Linked DNA regions of Mus musculus: region 1 is linked to region 2. Evidence: chromatin contacts called from ENCODE POLR2A ChIA-PET data. All regions are on one chromosome and are shown on one strand. The core of a region is the stretch at or near the end of the contact, and the rest is flanking DNA. Distances in the headings are between cores, read along the strand shown.

Region 1 (2,942 bases), core at 270-2,769, 260 kb before region 2:
TACATAAGCGCAACAAAGGCAAATCTTGAAGTAACTAATGCTACATGTGCAGGCATTAGCACAGAAGATAGCCAGGCTGTGAATATCACAAAGAGTAAAAGACTTCACTCTATTACAGTGGAATTGTGAACCTGCAGAGTTGGATCGATTCTCCCGGTTTAACGACCAATTCACAACCAATACAGAGACATTGGGACAAACAATACGGAGGGGCTAAGAGTAAGACTCCCTGATAAGCAGATGTATCAAGAGAGGAGCTGAGACTAGATAATAAATATAGTGAACTGCCAACCTGACCTGCTTCTTCCTGACCCGGCTGACCGGAAACAAAAACCCGGCAGCCTAAAAAGGCTTTTCTACTTTTTTTTCACCAATAGAGCCCCCCACCCCACCCCACCCCCGCTGATGGCTCTGCTATGCTACTACTACACAAGTTCAAAGCTGGATCGGACATGCTTAGGGCTCTGTGCTCAAACTGACCAACCCTCAGTTCCTTAAACCCTCAAAGGAGTGGATCTGCGGGTTCCTGAAATCCTCTTCCGCTTTGCCGAGGGTTTTATCTGTTTGCCCACTCAAGTTTTCTCACCCCTAGGAAACCTTTCCTCATTAGCGGATTCTCTCATAAGCTGTACTTAGTCGTGGCACCCTCCTCCTCCTCCACCACCTCCTCCTCCTCCGCTGCTACCTGCCTGGCTTGAGAGTTTTACTGCCTTTTAATTCCTTAACTGGCAGAAAACAGAATGCAACCAAGACCCCTAAATGTCAAAATTTTTATAATTATCAGATTTTGGCTCGACATACAACCCCGTTTTCTAAAGACTCAAAGCGTAGTGGGAATAGAGGGGTCAGAGTGCACATCTTGATAAGCTGCTCGAACTCAAATATCAAAGTAACAAAGAACTGTACTGGGCAATAAACGTTTCATCGCTGGCTTGATATTCTACAGAAAGGACTCTTGTGATGTTCTAGCGGTGTCACATTAACAACCCTTAACTTCAGGAGTGTGCTGTGACGTCGTGGTAAACACTAACGGGACAGCTGGGTGCAGCGACTGTGCTTAGCTTAAGCGGGTGCTGAACCGGAACCTTCGCGTCCGGAACACAAAGGCGTCGCTGTGGTTCCGAGGACGACCACCTTCCCTGCCCAGAACAGCGGCTTCCTGCCGCCTGGGCCTCTGCGGAGACCAAGGCGTCCCCTCCCCGAAGGACAGGGCTCGGAGGGGATCTTTTCTGGGGAAACCAAGCGGCAGCCCAGGACTCCGCGGTCCGCGCGTGGCTCGGGGACCACCCACGCGCCCAGCCCGCTCTCGCGATAGTTACCTCCCGTGACGCGCGCACTGGCCAATGAAGGCGGAGTACAGCTCCCGGGCCTCGGCAAACTCGCCCCTGGAGAAGCGAGCCTGCGCCGTGGCCAGGGCGGCCGAGCTCTCTCCGCCCTCTCGGCCTGGCCGCAAGGCCATGACCGCCTCACCCGGGTGGAAGCGGAACCACAGCTACCGCTCACGGGACTTCGTTGGCTAAAGGAAAAGGACGTTTGTCCTGTTTGAAGACCCGTAGTATCGCGAGACAACTGGTAGCGCCTGACGCCGTTCGCGGGAAATTAAGAGAATTTAAATCTTTGTGACATGTGTATACATAATTAGATTAGATTAGATTAGATTAGATTAGATTAGATTAGATTAGATTAGATTAGATTAGATTAGATTAGATTAGATTAGATTAGATTAGATTAGATTAGATGGATGATAGATAGACAGACAGACAGTGCCCATGGCCGGGCGGTGGTGGTGCGCATATATCCAGGCAGAATGCTGTATACATAGTAAATAAAGAAGTCTTTAAAAAATTTTTTTTTAGAAAATAATTATAGAAGCAGACAGTAGAGGGCAACATAATATTGCTGTTTTCATTTTAGATACCCAAAATAAGCGTCTAGAGCTATGGCAACAGAGTTAATATTCTGTTACTTTGAAACAAATTTGTCCATGTTTCTGAGTGTGAACTTTCTGTAGTCTCTATGGTAACAATTCTCTGCCACTTCAGTCACTGTATATTTTCCTAAAAAGACTTAGCTTTTTCTCCCATGTGATATATATTCTGTGTATGTCTCTGTGTGTGTCCGAGGATGTGTCTGTGGATGTGAAGACAATGCAAATGCCACATTTCCCTACATTATAGTGGAAGGAAACATGGGATAAACGTCCTTTTTTCCCTTCAGAATTTGTTTTCATGTTTATTTCAAATAATGTCTCAGAAAAACTTTTGATCTGAGCTCTGAGAATAAAGAAAAGTGATTTGTTTTGTTTTTTCGAGACACGGTTTCTCTGTGTAGCCCTGGCTGTCCTGGAACCCACTCTGTAGACTAGGCTGGCCTCGAACTCAGAAATCTCCCTGCCTCTGCCTCCCAAGTGCTGGGATTAAAAGCATGTGCCACCACTGCCCGGTCAGAAAAGTGATCTTAAAGTACATTTCAGCAAAATATAATGAGCTGTGTATGGCAGATGAGAGAGGTCGGCAGTGCCTGTGCAGGTACACTGCTTACCAGAATGCTGGGACCGGCCACATTAGTGCATGCTGTGGCTGCTGGGGTCACATTTAGGCCACTAGAGTACTCTGAACCATGGCATAGCTCGGGATAAGCTTGATGATAACTACAGCATTACTCAAAATCAGTTAATTCATGTTTATTACAAAGAAAAGAGACCAAATGCTTCCTCTTGAATGAGGCTTGTAGTCTTTAAAACTTCAAATAATAAAAAGTCTTAAAATGCCATTTCCTCATTTATGAACATACAGAAATTTAACCTTAAGTAGAAACAGAGCTCATGTCCTAAGCCGCTGCTGAGCCTCCCTGAACCCAGGTCATGTCTGTTCTCTGCTTCAAGGCAGCCCCTCCTACCCTCTGCCATCCCCAGCTACCTCCCAAGGGGTCTCTAACCAACT
Region 2 (3,234 bases), core at 2-2,501:
AAGCTTTCCCCCACCAGTCGCCAGCTCCACGTTCGTCCCTCTTTCCCCGCGGCCCTACTGGGCGGGCCAAGGGACCCGCCTTCCCTACGCGCGGCTTCAGCACAAAGCCGAGTCGGGGGAGGGGAAGAGCCGTACCGGGGTCCACTCGCGGGGAGGGTCCCCCGCGCGGGCCATGCGGAGGAGGCCCTCCGGGGGCAGCACAACTTCAGCGACCCCAAAGTTGGGTTCTTAGGGTCTTCAGCGTTCTGAAGCCAACTTCCCGGAACCTCCCGCTGCCAGCTCGGCCCGGCTCACCTGGGGCAGCCAGAGAAAAACCGAAGGTCCCTGAGCCACCCTCTTGTGTCCCACAAACAGCCTTAATCCCGTCCCTCCCGCCACCCCGAACGTCAGCTTCCCCCTGTTCCCGCGCCGGCTCTGCTGTGCCCAAACTTGCCCCGGTGCAAAGGGCCGAGCGCCCGGACTCCGCGGCGCTGGGGGTGCAGCCTGCAGTCTGGTTTGAATTAGGGTCTATGGAAAAGGCGTTGTGGCCATGGCCACTGCATCCCTCCGGGACACTGGCGGAGGCCAGGCCGCTGAGATGGCCAGCAAGACAGCAACGGGAGAGAGCAACTCCAAGCGGCGCCTAAGGCCGGCGGAGCGCCTAAGGCCGGCGGACTCAGACCCATGTGGAGTCGTTTTACTTAATTGGGAGCGGGGAACCAATGGAGGTTCCACTCTGCAGGACGCCCGGACCACGAGCTGGGATAGCCTCCTGGCATCCACGGACCGTAGAGGAATTGGGACAGGAGTCCTCATTAAAGGGCTCACCATCCCAGGATCCGCCAGGCAGCGCGGGAAGAAGTCCCCGCTCCCCTCCCCCTCCACGTGCTGCCGCCTGCATGGCATCGGCGAGTGGCGAGTCCCGGCTTCCCGCCGCCTCCCAGCCCTGCCCCGGGCCACACTCACCGGGAGGGCAGGCTGCAGGCGCAGCGCCAGCGCGCAGAGCCAGAGCCAGAGCGCCGCGCGTCTCATGCTGCCCAGACCGGCGGCGGGAGCTCGGTGGGCTTCGTGGATCCGAGTTGCCGGTTGCACGGAGCTCCGGGCCGGCTCTGCTGATTGCTCTGCGCTTTGCTGTCCCAGGCTCCTGCCCAGCTCGCTGCTCTCTCGAGCGAGGGCTGTAGGTTTCGCCGGCTGGAGTCAGCTCCCGACTGCCAGGTCCCTTCCTCTGCGTTAGGCTCTGTCTCCTCTGGCCCGCACCTCTCCCGCGGAGCTCCGCCTTATAATAAACCCAAAGGCTCTGCAGTTGCAAAACTAGCCGCCCACCCCCAGCTCCGCGGGCCTGGGTAGTCCCAATCTCCACCCCTCGGGCCCCGCCCCCTGGGTTGCCCCGCCCCTTGGAGCGCCCCACCCCCCAGGGATCCAGCCACACCCCCTTCCACGCCTCCTAGGATCGAAGCCCACCCCACTCTTCAGCTCTTGCAGGTCTGAGTCCCACCTTCCTCCCCTGAGCACTGGTGAGTGCCGGCAATCTGTAATTCCCGCGTCGCACCTTCCTTGATGCGTAGCTGACGGAGACCCAGGTGCACTCGCTACTATGTCCTGGTCCGGAGTCCGGAGGCACTGCCCTGGAGAAGGGCGATTGTTAGTTCTCTACGTGCGAGGCTGCAGCGCCCTCTGGGCGAGGACACCCAGGGGTCCTCCAGGTGAGCAAGATTTTGGGGGCAACCTCGGAGCCCCACAGCGATGAGGCTATATATAAACCGAGGGATCGATGTATGGTTCCCACCTCCCCACGGGCTGAGGATAGGGGACCCCTGAGGTCTTGGTCCTTTACTTAATTGCTGGGAACTCCAGACCTTTAAAGACCTTTAAAGACATGAGCACTGTCTGGAAGAGCTGGCTTTGTTATTGTTTTTATTATTATTATTATTATTATTATTATTATTATTTTCTTTTTTGCTGTCTTTCTATTTATAGAAAGCCCCTTCTCTTCCTTGTCCAAGACCAAAGGAAAAAATAAATGGCCTCTTTGTTTCCAGGTGACCGCAGGCCTAACCAGCTGCGGAGCTCCAGTTGAATTCCTGTTCCTTCATGATTCTCTATGGGGCCTGGACCTCACAGTTTCCAACGTCCTTCAGACGTGTCAGTCCAAAAAGGAGCCCAGAGAGCCTACAGGCGAGGCAGATAGCAGCGAGAGCAAGGAGGAAGAACCAGCCCTGTCTTGCCCTCAATCTGTAGATGGTGCCAAAGGCCCTTTGCACCTGCAAGGCAGGGGCCATAGATGGCATCCATCCTTGTTCCTCAGCCCCACATCAGCTGGCCTGGACTGAGAAGCTAGATCTGAGGCTCAGCGTCTCGGGAAGTCCCCAGTGTAGACTCTACACTGTGGAACCAGCCTTCTGGGAATTCAACAGCCTCCTTTACACACACCACACCTCCAGCAGTAGCCCAACAACCAGCACCCAGTTGTGTTTGAACACTTTTGTCCTCAGGAAACTCTCCCTTTTGGCGTCTCAGCTGCCCTAGGTCTAACTATGGGCTACATACAGATCCTGCCCAGTTCTTGCCTAGATCCTTGAGGGTCTTGGTAAAGAATACCCAATAGCAAGGCTCAGGAAGGCTTAGGACCTAAAAAGCAGGTGCCTCCTAACACAGTGGCTTTGGGATCTGAAGTCAGCTCTTCAGTCCTTTGAGCCTGATATTTGGAGGAAAATAGGACACTTTGGTATTTTACCTTCCTGTCCTCTCAAAATGGGGGCGGGAGGGGGGGGGGGAGACGGGAACAGGAAGGGACTGATGAGGCTGTTTCATGTTTTAAACATGACCAGCTTGATCTTTCCTTCCAACTGCATAAGTTTAGCCCAGATCAATGAGACAGTAAAGAGGCAACGAAGACGACTCCTATAGGGAGACCCCAAGAAAGGCACATAAAGAAAGGAGGCTATGGTCCTGTTGACCTCAGAGCCCAGGCACCCTACATGGCTTGTGATTCCTCCCTGTCCTCAATATGCAAGAGGTTGGAGAGATGGCTCAGGGGTTAAGAGCACTGACTATTCTTCCAGAGGATCAGGGTTCAATTCCCAGCACCTGTATGGCGACTTACAGCTGTCTATAACTCCAGTACCAGAGGATACAACATCCTCACACGGACATACATGTAAGTGAAGTACCAATTTACATAAAATAAAATAGAATACTAATTCTAAGAAAGAGAGAGAGAGAGAGAGAGAGAGAGAGAGAGAGAGAGAGCCTTTG

Evidence for each region. ChIA-PET counts read pairs that join two places held with the same protein, here RNA polymerase II (POLR2A).
Region 1: POLR2A ChIA-PET joins it to region 2 with 18 read pairs in embryonic stem cell. The contact joins the promoter of Ttc32 here to the promoter of Sdc1 in region 2. POLR2A ChIA-PET finds 5 or more read pairs at or near these places in 2 of 5 experiments (Patski and embryonic stem cell).

Annotation. Positions count from the first base shown.
Region 1 is chr12:9,028,574-9,031,515 of GRCm38, reverse strand. Ttc32 (tetratricopeptide repeat domain 32) reads right to left here and starts at 1,519. Exons shown (of 3, transcript NM_029321.2): 1 at 1,320-1,519. The coding sequence starts at 1,459. Wdr35 (WD repeat domain 35) reads right to left here. Exons shown (of 27, transcript NM_001159527.1): 27 at 2,669-2,942.
Region 2 is chr12:8,769,413-8,772,646 of GRCm38, reverse strand. Sdc1 (syndecan 1) reads right to left here and starts at 1,251. Exons shown (of 5, transcript NM_011519.2): 1 at 946-1,251. The coding sequence starts at 1,011. Gm4755 (a long non-coding RNA gene) reads left to right here and starts at 1,376. Exons shown (of 3, transcript XR_381238.4): 1 at 1,376-1,682; 2 at 2,019-3,136.